Linked DNA regions of Homo sapiens: region 1 is linked to region 2. A link is an interaction called in ENCODE POLR2A ChIA-PET data of the cell type or tissue named here. Cell type or tissue: GM12878. All regions are shown on one strand. Each heading gives the region's core, and the rest is flanking DNA. Links, peaks and the distances in the headings are about the cores only. Region 1 overlaps LCMT1 (leucine carboxyl methyltransferase 1). Region 2 has its middle 7.2 kb from the start of LINC02175.

Region 1 (2,500 bases), core at 1-2,500, 96 kb before region 2:
CTCCATCTCAGTTAAAAAAAAAAAAAGTTAACAAATTTTTTTTTAAAGAAAGAAAATTGCTTGATTTTATTATTCACTCAACTTCCAGACATTATTCACTCAACTTCCTTGAGGGTACAAACCATTGCAGGAGCTGAAACATCAACAGCTACCCATACTACTGCTAATAATTCAGGTTCTCTTGGCTCTGAGAACTTCAGCAAAAAAGCTGAAAAGGCTAACCTATAACATGTAAATAGGTTCTCATTTATCATCTTGATAACTCCACTTGGCTGATTCAAATACATATGGCTACACACCATAAGCTAAAGAAACACCTCCTAAGAGCCTGCTAGATGTCAGGAAAGCAATAAAGGGCAAGCAGGGAACCCAAAGTTGGCCCCAGGGTGTCACGAGTCAGGAAAGTAATATAAAGAATATGGCATGTATCTGGGTGCGGTGGCTCACGCCTATAATCCCAACAACTTGGGAGGCCCAAGCAGGAGGATGGCTTGAATGAGGAGTTCAAGACCACCCTGGGCAACACAGCAAGACTGTCTGTACAAAAAAATTTAAAAAATTAGCTAGGTGTGGTGGCATATGCCTGTAGTCCCAGCTACTCCGGAGGCTGAGGTGTGATGGCTTGAGCCCAGGAGCTCAAGGCTGCAGTGAGCTATGATCGTGCCTCTGCACTCCAGCCTGGGCAACAGAGCAAAGACCTTGTCTCTACAAAATAAAAGAATACGAAGGTAGTTGCCTACCCTATTAGGAAAATAATTCCAAAATGCCTGTGTAACTTCTTGCAAATAACAAATATATTAATAATAAGCACATTTGGAATGAGTTTTTCCATCCCTGGCCAAACAACAACAAATAATACACCAGAATATTAACACATGAAGTCTAGTACCATGTAGTTCAGGGGAGATCTCTCTTACTCACATTAGGATCTAACATTAGCATGTAAAGCAAAAATCACACATCATCATGATTATTCTTGTAAGTTGTACACAAGGTACATCTGAGCTGAAGGGAGTCAGTGACTTGAGGCTCACCCGCCACTCTGCAGTGGCCCAGCCGTATGTGGTGGCATACTGGTATACCACATGGGAAGCACTGGACAAGACGACCTTGAGATCCCTTTGAATGATAGAATTTGATGACTTGAGTAACTCACACCAGCATCCCATGATTCAGTTGCTCTTCTTAAGTCAGGGGCTACTCAAGCTGTAGGGAAATAACAGGTCCATTATCTGTCCTTGAAGGATGCTTTATCATTATTTTGTAGGGAACTGAATGTATTTGTGGAGGACAGGCTCAGAGCAAGTTTCGAAGGAGTTTTATAATTCTGGGAAAATAAAGCCATTTGTATAAAATCTAGCACTGGCAAGAGGCCATGAGAACAGAAAAATCCTTATCTGTCTGGAATGCTTCTGAGAGCTGGTGGGAAAGATAACTTGGTTGCCAAAATGAGATCTACAATCCCTTCTTTTCCTACATTCTATTTCGTGAGAGAAAAATGTAAGGCAACTGAAATCATTTTGTGTGATACTTACAGAACTTTCTAAAGAAACAGACCGGCCGGGCGCAGTGGCTTATGCCTGGAATCCCAGCACTTTGGGAGGCCAAGACAGGCGAATTGCTGAAGGCCAGTTCGAGACCAGCCTGGCCAGAATCTCTACTAAAAATACAAAATTAGCCAGGCGTGGTGGTGCACACCTGTAATGCCAGCTACTTGAGAGGCTGAGGCATGGGAATTGCTTGAACCCAGGAGGCGGAGGTTGCAATGAGCTGAGAGTGTGCCACTGCACTCCAGCCTGGGTGACAAATCAGAGCAAGACTCTGTCTCAAAAAAAGAAAAAAGCAAGTATTGTGCCAATGTGGATGTGGAACACAGGGGTGGTGTCCAATCTGATTCCAAGGTGAAGCTGTAAAGTGCCCTACAGGGCACGCATCTCAGGAAGCAATTCTGGGTGTTTAAGAATGAAGTAAAAATGGTATTTTTATTTCATTTTATGTGTACTTTTTTTTCAAATGACTAATAAGTTGTTAGGACATAAATACTTCAGCTGTTTAAACCCAACTAATTAAAAAGAACTGCTGAGTGTGTTTTTTGGCTCAGGGGTACTATGAAAACATTACTGAGACAAATTACTGGGAAGCAAGAAAGGTGGGGACCCCCTGGCCTAGCCCAATGCCTGCTACACAGCAGAGGTCTTCTGTGAAGATGACCACAAGTGATTAAATCCAGGCAGGTGCTGGAATGAGCCCAGCTGAGAAGTTCCACCTGAATGAACCCAACCCAAAGAATTGTGAGCTAAATAGATGGTTGTTGTTTTAAGCCACATGCTTTGCAGCAGTTTGTTACAGCGCAGAAGCTAATGGATACAAGCTTTAATTATCTGCCTCATTAAGTTTATATACTTTATCGTCCTAATCAGTTTTTTTTTTATTGTTGTTGCTGGTTTTTTTTGAGACAGCGTTGCATTGTATCACCCAGGTTGCAGTGCGGTGGCACGAT
Region 2 (11,607 bases), core at 1,483-3,982:
ATGCCAATCGTTTTATTCACACTCTTTACTCCATTGATGAAAGAGGGATTCCTTCCCCCCACGCTCCTGCCCCCGCCCCTGTCCCCACCCCCAGAGATACGGGGATGGCCGAACACACAACACTTGATGCAGGACGGATGCAATCAACAGCAGCTGACTGGTCACAGATACTCCAGTCCAGGGGAGAAGGACCCTGCACACTATGCAGGGCAATGTGGAGGCTACACTCCGGAACACGGTAACAAGGAGGGGCTGCTGGAGGCAGGCTTTGTAGTAACAAAAGTGCAGAGTGAGCCCTGGTTCCCACGGGAGGGTGTGACTGGCTTGTCTGAATAATTCGTCCTTGAGCTGGCAGGGAACTGAAGCCTACTGTTTGGGGATAAGCAGGCTCTGTGTCTGATCCCTAAAATAAGGAGAGTGTTTAGCCAGAGAATTTCATCTGCGGAAGCAGACAGGGAGCGAGGCTTGGAGTTCAGCCATTTGAGGCCCTCTTGATTTAAATGGATGTAAAGACAGAATTTGATATGAATCCTAATTTCAGGCCTTACACCACAATACACTATTAAAAAGTAAGTTTTCCGAGAACTAGTCATTGAGTTCAGTGTCACAAGATTTTAAATAAACATTCTAAACTCAACTGTGGCATAGTGGTTCACGCCTGTAATCCCAGCACTTTGGGAGGCCAAGATGGGAGGATTGCTTGAGCCAGAGGTTCGAGACCAGCCTGGGTAAGATGGTAAGGCCCTATCTCTACAAAAAAAATATATAAATTAGCCAGGTATGGTGATGAGAGCCTGTGGTCCCAGTTCCATGGGAGGCTGAGGTGGGAGGACCACTTGAGGCTAGGAGGTCAAGGCTGCATTGAGCCATATTCACGCTGCTGGGCTCCAGCCTGGGTGACAGAGTGAGACCTCATCTCAAAAAATAAAGAAAGAAGATAATTTCACCTATTGCTTAACATAGAAAATGGGAGCCCTCAGAATGAGACTCCCTTAACTTCCCCAAGAAACTTAACCATCCTTTTTTACTCTTACAGTTGTGAATGTCCTCCAGTAAAGACCACATGAAACACTTTGTAGTTAAGCAAGTTGGGTTTATTACTTGTTGCAAGGAGGGAAGACTCACACCATGAGGAGCCTATCAGTAAGAGGATGTTAGACCTTTAGGATCTGGGCTTTGGCTGGGTGATTTGGGGGAGGGTCCAGGGGTTTGCTCTGGATCGAGTGCTGATAGGAGGTAGGAAAATTCTATCATCCGGTAGCGGTATCTTTTCTAGAAAGAGGTTTGGCTGGAGTAGGGCTAAAGCTACAATGTGTAAAGAAGCCACAGTCACTCCTATCAGCTGGGAGAAGGGAATGTCTGGTATTCTGTGGGTGGCACAGTGACCTTGCTTTTGTCCTTACACAGAATGATGACGTGGTCTCGTGTCATCTCCTATCATCACCACTGCAGAGTGTCCTTGTGTGAGTGGTCTGCATGATTGTTTATGTCCAATAGGAGAACAACATGGCCTTGTTGTGGGCACCAGCCAGCTTCCAAAAACATACGGCCTGGCTCACAGCACCAGGCAAGCTCCTAGAAGTCAGTTTTGCTTTTCTGTTTTTCACAGTGGAGGAGGTGAGCCTTAAAGAGATCGATAAGGGTTTGCCCGGCAGAAGAAAACAGCGTGAGCAGAGGCATGGAGTCTGCAGTAGAACTGCATGTTAGGTGAACCTGATATAGGGTCAGGAGGGGTAGCAGGAGAGATTTCTGGACAGGCTTTCACACAGTGAATCGTGGAAGCTCCCCCAAATCACCCAGCCAAAGCCCAAATTATAAAGATCTAACATCCTCTTACTGATATGTTCCTCATGGTGTGAGTCTTCCCTCCTTGCAACAAGTAATAAACCAAACTTGCTTGACTACAGAGTGTTTCTGGTGGTCGTTACTGGAGGACATTCACAACTGTAACAGTGAAAAAGGATGGTTAAGTTTCTTGGGGGAAGTTAAGGGAGTCTCATTCTGAGGGCTCCCATTTTCTATGTTAAGCAATAGGTGAAATTATCTTATTTATTTTTTGAGTACAAGTTTTATCCTGAGGGATTTGAAGTGAGGAACTGACATGACCTGGGTTTGCATTTCAGAAAAATCCCCAGCAGCTGCGTGGGAGAAGGCTTGGTGACAAAGGGGAAGCCTCCTTTTCTTTCCCACACCCACAGCCCCTGCACCTGCTGTCCTCGCTCATCCGATCTATTGCAACACATCCTTATTCTACCTTTGGCCAGGGTGATTTTTCAGAATCACAGATCTTTTCCTGTAACTTCCTTAAAACCTTTTGATTCCCAATCAATTACCAGTGAAAAATCTGCACTTCATTGCCTGACACACAAACTGTACCTTTCATCATCTGTTCCCTCTAGCCTGGTATCTGGCTTTGCATTAGTTAATTCTTGCACTGCTAAAAAGAAATACCTGAGACTGGGTAATTTATAAAGAAGAAATGTGTGTGTGGTTTGTTTTTTGTTTTGTTTTGTTGTTGTTGTTGTTTTTGAGACAGAGTTTCGCTCTTGTTGCCCAGGCTGGAGTGCAATGGTGCAATCTCAGCTCACTGCAACCTCCGCTTCCCAGGTTCAAGCGATTATCCTGCCTCAGCCTCCCAAGTAGCTGGGATTACAGGTGCCCGCCACCACACTCAGCTAATTTTTTGTATTTTTAGTAGAGACAGGGTTTCACCATGTTGGCCAGGCTGGTCTCGAACTCCTGACCCTAGGTGATCCACCCCCACCCCCCACCCCCACCCCCGGCCTCCCAAAGTGCTGGAATTACAGGCATGAGCCACCACGCCCAGCCAAGAAGAAATGTTTAAATGGCTCACAGTTCTGTTGGCTGTACAGGAATTATAGCAGCTTCTGCTTCTGGTGAGGCCTTGGGAGGCTTCTAATCACGACGGATGGCAAAGGGTGAGCAAGGCATCTCACATGGTGGGAGCAGGAGCCACAGAAAGCAAGGGGTACGGTGCTGCACACTTTTAAACAACCAGAACTCCTGAGAACTCACTATCAGAACAGCACCAAGAGGATGGTCCTAAACCATTCATGAGAAATCCACCCCCATATTCCAACCACTTTCTACCAGGCTCCACCTCCAACACTGGGGACTACAGGCTGGGCGTGGTGGCTCATGCCTGTAATCCCAGCACTTTGGGAGGCCGAGGCAAGTGGATCACCTGAGGTCAGGAATTTGAGACCAGCCCAGCCAACATGGTGAAACCCCATCTCTACAGACAATACAAAAAATAGCCAGGCATTGTGGCGGGCGCCTGTAATCCCAGCTACTCGGGAGGCTGAGACAGGAGAATCGCTTGAACCCAGGAGACGGAGGTTGTGGTGAGCCAAGATCGGGCCACTGCACTCCAGCCTGGGTGACAGGGTGAGAAACTCCGTCTCAGAAAAGAAAGAGAAAAAAAAACAGTGGGGACTACATTTCAACATGAGATTTGGTGAGGACCCAGATCCAAACTGTATCAGGCTGCCAGCTGGCATCTCCACTTGGGGGTCTCAGTACTATCTCAGATTCACTATTTCCAAAGCTGTGTTCAAGATCACCTCCCCAATCTCCTCCCTGCTGTCTCCACCTCCCAACTTAGCAAACAGTGCCATGGCTCCTTCAGTTCAAAAGTAAAAAAGGTAGGCATCATCTTGGAACTACCCTTTTTCTTTCCCCTTATGCAATCAGTCCCCCAAATATGTTGATTTTATCCGCTAAGTATTTCTGGAATCTACTTTTCTTCCACCTCTCCTTTTGGTATCTGTGAAGTGAGCTCCCCCAATCACTCTGACTTTACCCAAATCCATATCTCACACAGAAGCCAGAGGTTTGTAAAAGGTCTGTTTGCTCCTGTCACTCCCTAGCTCAACTGCTTTCTGTTGCTGTTGGGAAAAGACCAGAGTGTCGCCAGGTGTGGTGACTCACACCTGTAATCCCAGCACTTTAGGAGGCTGAGGCAGGAGGATCACTTGAGGCCAGGAGTTCAAGACCAGCCTGGGCAACATAGTGAGACCTTGTCACTACCAAAAAGAGGCAGAAGGATTGCTTGAGCCCAGGAGGTCGAGGCTGCAGTGAGCTGTGATCGCACCACTGCACTCCAGCCTGGGTGACACAGTGAGACCCTGCCTCAAAAAAAAAAAAAAAAAAGAAAGAAAGAAAGAAAAGAAAAGAAAAGAAAAACAAAAAGACCATAGTTCCTTATATAGTCTACAGGGCCCCACCTGCTCTGTCTACTTCCCCAGCCTCACTTCATACCACTCTGTTGCAGAATGTTAAGAGCCAAATCTTCTGAGCCTGGTAAGCTTACTGCTGTCAGCACCTCTGAGACCTCCCTCATCTGAGAATTACCACTTCCCCTTCCTTCCACAGTAAGAGATATCAACAAAACTGTAGAAAACCCTGTCCTCTAAAATTGCAACACTCAAGCTGTGCAGCTGGGCAGCAATCTTCAATCTCCATCCTTAGGGAAGGTTCAGAAGCACAGACGAGGTGTGAAAACTCAGATATGCTCAGCCTGAAATATACAAAAGCCTCTGGAAAGTCTCCTCATAGAAGAACCCAATTAAATTCACATGATTAGAGGCTGAGACAGGATAATCGCTTGAACCCTGGAGGCGGTGGTTGCAGTAAGCTGAAATCACGCCACTGCACTCCAGCCTGGACAAGAGCGAAACTCCATCTCAAAAATAACAATAATAATCCACATGATTAGTCCACACACCTAGATGAGCCATAGGCAAAACAGAGCCCTTTCTCCCTCTACCAAAACAAAGGAAGAGTCTAACGTAAATTCTAAGAGATTCTCCTCCAAATACCAGTATTATGAAGCAGCTTCTCCATACTGATCCAATCAGTATAGGAGTACACGTGTGGAAAATAATGCTTTATTTGTATTTTTAACTGAAAAAAGTAATTCCTGATATGGACAGTTCAGAGTAAAAAGATGTAAGTGGGCTTCGAACACACGAAAATGATGCTCAACCACCTATAAATAGGAAGAGTAAAAAATAAAATTACAATTAAATACCATCTTTCATATAAAAGATTAACAAGTTTTCCTTTCTTTTTTTTTTTTAAGACCCAGTTTCGCTCTTGTTGCCCAGGCTGAAGTGCAATGGTGCTATCTTGGCTCACCTCAACCTCTGCCTCACGGGTTCAAGCGATTTTCCTGCCTCAGCCCGCTGAATAGCTGGGACTGCAGGCATGTGCCACCACGCCCAGATCGTATTTTTAGTAGAGACGAGGTTTCTCCATGTTGGTCAGGCTGTTCTCAAACTCCCAACCTCAGGTGATCCACCCGCCTCAGCCTCTCAAAGTGCTGGGATTACAGGCGTGAGCCACCGCGCCCGGTGATTAACAAGTTTTATAACAAACTGTGTTGGTGAGAAAATAAGCAGTTTTGCCACAGCTGGAAAGGGAGCACGCCACAACTCCCTTCAAGAATGAACACCTGGGCCAGGCGCGGTGGCTCACGCCTGTAATCCCAGCACTTTGGGAGGCCGAGGCAGGTGGATCACTTGAGGTCAGGAGTTCGAGATCAGCCTGGCCAACATGGTGAAACCCTATCTCTACTAAAATACAAAAAAAAAAAAAAGTAGCCACTTTGGGAGGTTGAGGCGAGCGGATCATGAGGTCAGGAGATTGAGACCATCCTGGCTAACATGGTGAAACCCCGTCTCTACGAAAAATACAAAAAATTAGCCAGGCGTGGTGGTGGGTGCCTGCAGTCCCAGCTACTAGGGAGGCTGAGGCAGGAGAATGGCGTGAACCTGGGAGGCGGAGCTTGCAGTGAGCAGAGATCGTGTCACTGCATTCCAGCCTGGGCGACAGAGCAAGACTCCGTCTCAAAAAAACAAAACAAAAAAAATGAGCTGGGCGTGGTGGTGTGTGCCTGTAATCCCAGCTGCTTGGGAGGCTGAGGCAGGAGAATCGCTTGAACCTGGGAGGTGGAGGTTGCAGTGAGCGGAGATTGCCCTACTGTGAGAGGTGACAGTGTGCTGGCAGTCCTCACAGCCCTCGCTCGCTCTCGGCGCCTCCTCTGCCTGGGCTCCCACTTTAGCGGCACTTGAGGAGCCCTTCAGCCCACCACTGCACTGTGGGAGCCCCTTTCTGGGCTGGCCAAGGCCGGAGCCGGCTCCCTCAGCTTGCAGGGAGGTGTGGAGGGAGAGGCGCGAGCGGGAACCGGGGCTGCGCGCTGTGCTTGCGGGCCAGCTGGAGTTCCGGGTGGGCGTGGGCTTGGCGGGCCCCGCACTCGGAGCAGCCGGCCGGCCCTGCGGGCCCCGGGCAATGAGGGGCTTAGCACCAGGGCCAGCGGCTGCGGAGGGTGTAGTGGGTCCCCCAGCAGTGCCGGCCCACCGGCGCTGCGCTCCATTTCTCGCCGGGCCTTAGCTGCCTTCCCGCGGGGCAGGGCTCGGGACCTGCAGCCCGCCATGCCTGAGCCTCCCACTCCCTCCGTGGGCTCCTGTGCGGCCCGAGCCTCCCTGACGAGCACCACCCCCTGCTCCACGGCGCCCAGTCCCATCGACCACCCAAAGGCTGAGAAGTGCGGGCGCACGGCACGGGACTGGCAGGTGGCTCCACTGGGTGAAGCCAGCTGTGCTCCTGAGTGTGGTGGGGACGTGGGGGAACCTTTATGTCTAGCTCAGGGATTGTAAATACACCAATCCGCACTCTGTATCTAGCTCAAGGTTTGTAAACACACCAATCAGCACCCTGGTCTAGCTCAGGGTTTGTGAATGCACCAATCGACACTCTGTATCTAGCTACTCTGGTGGGGCCTTGGAGAACCTTTATGTCTAGCTCAGGGATTGTAAAGGCACCAATCAGCGCCCTGTCAAAACAGACCCCTAGGCTCTACCAATCAGCAGGATGTGGGTGGGGCCAGATAAGAGAATAAAAGCAGGCTGCCCGAACTAGCAGTAGCAGCTTGCTGGGGTCTCCTTCTACTCTGTGGAAGTTTTGTTCTTTTTGCTCTTTGCAATAAATTCTGCTAGTACTCACTATTTGGGTCCACACTGCCTTTATGAGCTGTAACACTCACCGCGAAGGTCTGCAGCTTCGCTGCTGAGCCAGCAAGACCACGAACCCAACCAGAAGGAAGAAACTCCGAATACATCCAAACATCAGAAGGAACAAACTCCAGACATGCCACCTTTAAGAACTGTAACACTCACTGCGAGGGTCCGCGGCTTCATTCTTGAAGTCGGTGAGACCAAGAACCCACCAATTTCGAACACAACTTCACTCCTGCCTGGGTAACAAAGTGAGGAAAAAAAACATGAATGAACCCCTGAAACTTCAGGTCTCTTGGCTGATAAGGAGCTTTCGGGGAGGGAGATGGTCACTTACCTCTGTTGATTTCAGGGACTTTCCTGTCTTTAGACAGTCTCACAAAGTGGTGGATGTAAGGGTCGTGCCAGCAGCCCAACCTTACTGCAAGCCTGGAAGGGAGAAAAAAAGAGGAAGGTGAGTAGAGATTGAGTAGGTTCGGGCCAGGGTCCGCTGCCAAGTTATCAGGAACCAGGTCAAGGAACTCGACAAAAACCAACCATCCACCTCGAAAGGCCAAGTGCACATTCAGTGCCCCGTTACACATGCGAAGACGCAGCCATCCATTCATCTTTATGTTCACGTACCGCCCATTACATTGCCCACAGTGGGCTTCTGACTCCCTTTCCTCATAGTGCTAGTTCACTTCTCAGGACCCTACATAGCAAATAACCTCACTTCATGCTTCATACAAAAGATGTGCAGCCATTTATTCACTCTGCAAACTCATGGCCAGAGCTAGTCAGTTAATTCCACTAAATGAAAAGACCTGTGCCCAGGGGAAGGGAGACTCAGAAACACTTGACAAACAGCATGAATTAACCCAAGTGTTTCTCCTGACTCTGTATTAGGTGCCGTCCTCTTACTCCCCTTACAGAGGTCAGAGTGGGGAAACCAGGAACGAATGAACAATACGTGTACAACTTGGGAAATGCCATGGGAGCCTTAATTGTCTCTATTCTGGTCTACAGTACAAGGAGTTAAGGCTTTGTGTTTCAAGGCTGGGAGCTGAAACCCTGATTAGCACAGGAAGCCTTGTTGCAATCATGAGTAGAACCAGCTTTAGGACGACTGAGGAGTCATGAAAAGAACCTGGATCCCGAAGGCCATGCTCAGCTGCTCTGGGCCTGTGGACTGCTCTATCTCTGAACGTATATTTTGTGAGATAATAAGTGTTTTTACCCTTTAAGCCAATTTGAGTCAGGCTTCTGTTAACAGCCTAAAGCATCCTAATGATACCCTGAGTAATACCCCCATTTCCTTGTTCCCTGCTAAGGTAAAATGTAGGGAATGTGTGTGTGATGTCTCTGAGCTCCTAGAAGCAGATAATATACCTTTTCTTTATATCTACTGCCAAGGCTTACTTCTGCCTTGACTACAATAGGTGCTGAATTCTGTACAAACACATCTCCCAATCTGTCATCCATAGACACCCAAAACACATGTTCAGGTGTTCCATGCAGCAATTCACAGAAACGTGAAATATTCACTAATGTGCACAATTTGCTATACAAGCCCAGACTGTCCAAGGAAAACATACTCAGTTTTATAACCATACACTTACTCAGTTATCTAAAATAGTGCTTTTCAAACAGTAAGTGGTGACTAATTAATATCATAAGATCAATTAGTTTGCAAACCTGCTTTTTTTTTTTTTTTTTTTAATGTGAGGCTGGGATGGTGGTTCATGCCTGGAATCTCAGCACTTTGGGAGGCCGGGGCAAGCGGATCACTTGAAGCCAGCAGTACAAGACCAGCCTGGCCAATATGGTGAAACTACTAAAAATACAAAAATTAGCTGGGCATGGTGGTCCGCGTCTGTAATCCCAGCTACTCAGGAGGCTGAGGCACAAGAATTGCTTGAACCCGGGAGGCGGAGGTTGCAGTGAGCCAAAATTGCACCACTGCACTCCAGCCTGGGCCACAGAATGAGACTCCAGCTCAAATAAAAAAGAAAGAAAGAAGAAATGGAATAGAATAAAATAAAAAATAAGATGCATTACACATAGTGTTAAGACATTTGTGAACCTTTTGTTTCTAATTCTAATTTTTAATTTTTTTGTAGACATGAAGTTTTGCTATAGCTGGTCTCGAACTGCTGACCTCAAGTGATTTCTCCCATCTTGGCCTCCCAAGATGCTGGGATTACAGGTGTGAGCCATTGCACTTAGACAACTTTTGTTTCAAGTGTGTGTTGAGGGTATAAGTGCAATGATAAAGGTTATTTTTTCACTGTGGGTGGCAGTTTCATAAACAGATTCCTTTTTTTTTTTTTTTTTTTTTTTTGAGGCAGAGTTTCGCTCTTGTTGCCCAGGCTGGAGTGCAATGGCACAATCTCGGCTCACTGCAACCTCCACCTCCCGGTTTCAAGCGATTCTCCTGCCTTAGCCTCCCAAGTAGCCGAGATTACAGGTATGAGCCACCAGGTCCCGCTAATTTTGTATTTTTAGTAGAGACGGGGGTTTCATCAGGTTGGCCAGGCTGGTCTCGAACCCCTGACCTCAGGTGATCCACCCGCCTCGGCCTCCCAAAGTGCTGGGATTACAGGGTTGAGCCACCGGCCTGGCCTTAAACAGATTTCAAATGAATCCTCTAGTGCCATCTAGTGTTAACAGTTTTATCTGCAGTTGAAACCCACAGATGAGAACACACCCCACAGTTCTAAGGGTTGGAAGAAGCCTAATCTTGCCAACCCCAGCATCCAGTGCAAGAACCATTGCAACAATATCACTACGTGACCACTCCCCTGAGGAAGGCACTCACCCCACTGCTAAGCAACTCTGTTGAAAAGCTGATCAAAATGCTTCCCTCTGGAAGCCCTAACTTGGTAGACTTACAAAACTACTCTCTTGCATAATAAAGAGCAGGTTCTTCTATTCTCTCACCTCCGGATTCCTTACACTATTCAATACGACTAGTGTAGTCAAGGAACATGTGGGTGTCTGCCAAGTGCTAGGCACTGGGGGTACAGTGGTAAACAAGGAGAGAAAGGAGAGGCAGATAATTACAAGATGATGAGGAATGAAGGCAGTGACTCGTAGAGAGGATGAAGATGATAGGGGGAGGCCTCTCTCAGAACGGGATGGCCGTGGCGAGCCCTGGAGAATGGGAGAGTCAGGTGTCCAAAAGGCATTCTAGACAGGAGGAAGGGCAGGCAGAAAGACTCAGGGAACACACCTGAGCCTCCAGTACAGAAAGGAGGCAGGGAGGCCGGAGGACAGTAAGAAACTGGAGAGGAGGCCAGAGGGAGAGGCAGGCTCAGGACGCAGCGCCTGGTGGGCATCTGGGACTGACCTCAGGAGCACCCTGTCCATGGTCACAGTGGTGCACAGTGGTAGAGAGTGGTGAGATGCACGGGTCCATAATGCAAACACACCCAGCCAGCAACTCCCACCGTCTCCCACCTCTAGTGCCCCTAACACTTTCCTCCTCCCACTCCGCAAACCCAGGTGACTGCAACAGGTTTCCATGCGCCCTAGGAAGAAGGATCTCACTGTCCAGCCTATCAGAGTGGCCAAGATGAAAAGATTTGCCACCCAGTGTTGGGCAGTGAGGAGGAGAGTGCTGTCGGGCGCTGCTGATGGGAGTTCTGAAGGGAGACAAGCAGCAAGTTTCAGGATTTACAGGACATCAGCTGGAGAGTAACTGGACAAATTACAGTGTATCCATTCACTGAAATACTAACCCATCATTTAAAAAGTAAACTAGAAAATCAGACATGGCAAAACATTCCAGATATAATGTTAAGAGAAAGAGGTAAGGCCAAAAATATATGTACCACATGTGCCCGTAAATACATACATATGTATCTATATTACACAGAGAATTACTAGTGGATTGATACCTAAATACTGAAAATGATTATCTCTCTGATTTCTGGGTTTATCCTTCCTAAATTTTCTACACTAACCATATGACGTATTTCATCAAATAAGAAGGCATCAATCCTAAGATGTACTCCCAAGAAAGAAAAAACACTGCCAAATAATTGTAACTGTGAGTTTATTGGAAAAGTTCTTTTGGACTTATTAAAACAGACTGGTATCACTTCTCTCTCTTGCACACATATGAAAAGGAAAAGATCAATGGGAAAGGCTGGTTGTCTTCAGTTTCAGGATGTCTGAGTTTCCATACAATATGGACTATTGTGCTTTCAAGGGCTTTGGTGATATGGCATTTCTTAAGAGATCTTTAGGCCAGGCACAGTGGCTCATGCCTGTAATCCCAACACTTTGGGAGGCCGAGGTGGGCAGATCACAAGGTCAAGAGATCGAGACCATCCTGGCCAACATGGTGAAACTTTGTCTCTACTAAATATACAAAAATTAGCCGGGCGTGGTGGCGCATGCCTGTAGTCCCAGTTACTCAGGAGGCTGAGGCAGGAGAATCGCTTGAACCCTGGAGGCGGAGGTTGCAGTGAGCCGAGATCGCACCACTACACTCCAGCCTGGGTGACAGAGCAAGACTCCGTCTCAAAAAAATTTTTAAAAAAGAGAGAGAGAGATCTTTACTGTCCTCTCTGAGATTGTCTTC

Evidence for each region. ChIA-PET counts read pairs that join two places held together with the same protein. Peaks named below come from ENCODE experiments on the same cell type or tissue, not always from the same donor. Only the 100,000 strongest peaks of a DNase experiment are listed, where the experiment ranks them.
Region 1: POLR2A ChIA-PET joins it to region 2 with 8 read pairs; 2 of 35 experiments call an interaction of 5 or more read pairs at or near these places.

What each region holds. Positions count from the first base shown.
Region 1 is chr16:25,157,493-25,159,992 of GRCh38, reverse strand. The region is part of intron 5 of LCMT1 (leucine carboxyl methyltransferase 1); the gene reads right to left. Among named protein-coding and RNA genes, the nearest start is that of LCMT1-AS2, 9.7 kb to the right of the region's middle. In GM12878, for the core only: no CTCF peak of the experiment used is centred there; no DNase peak of the experiment used is centred there.
Region 2 is chr16:25,053,875-25,065,481 of GRCh38, reverse strand. No RefSeq gene overlaps it. Among named protein-coding and RNA genes, the nearest start is that of LINC02175, 7.2 kb to the left of the region's middle. RefSeq lists a silencer at 9,640-9,769. In GM12878, for the core only: no CTCF peak of the experiment used is centred there; no DNase peak of the experiment used is centred there; H3K27ac peaks cover 787 bases.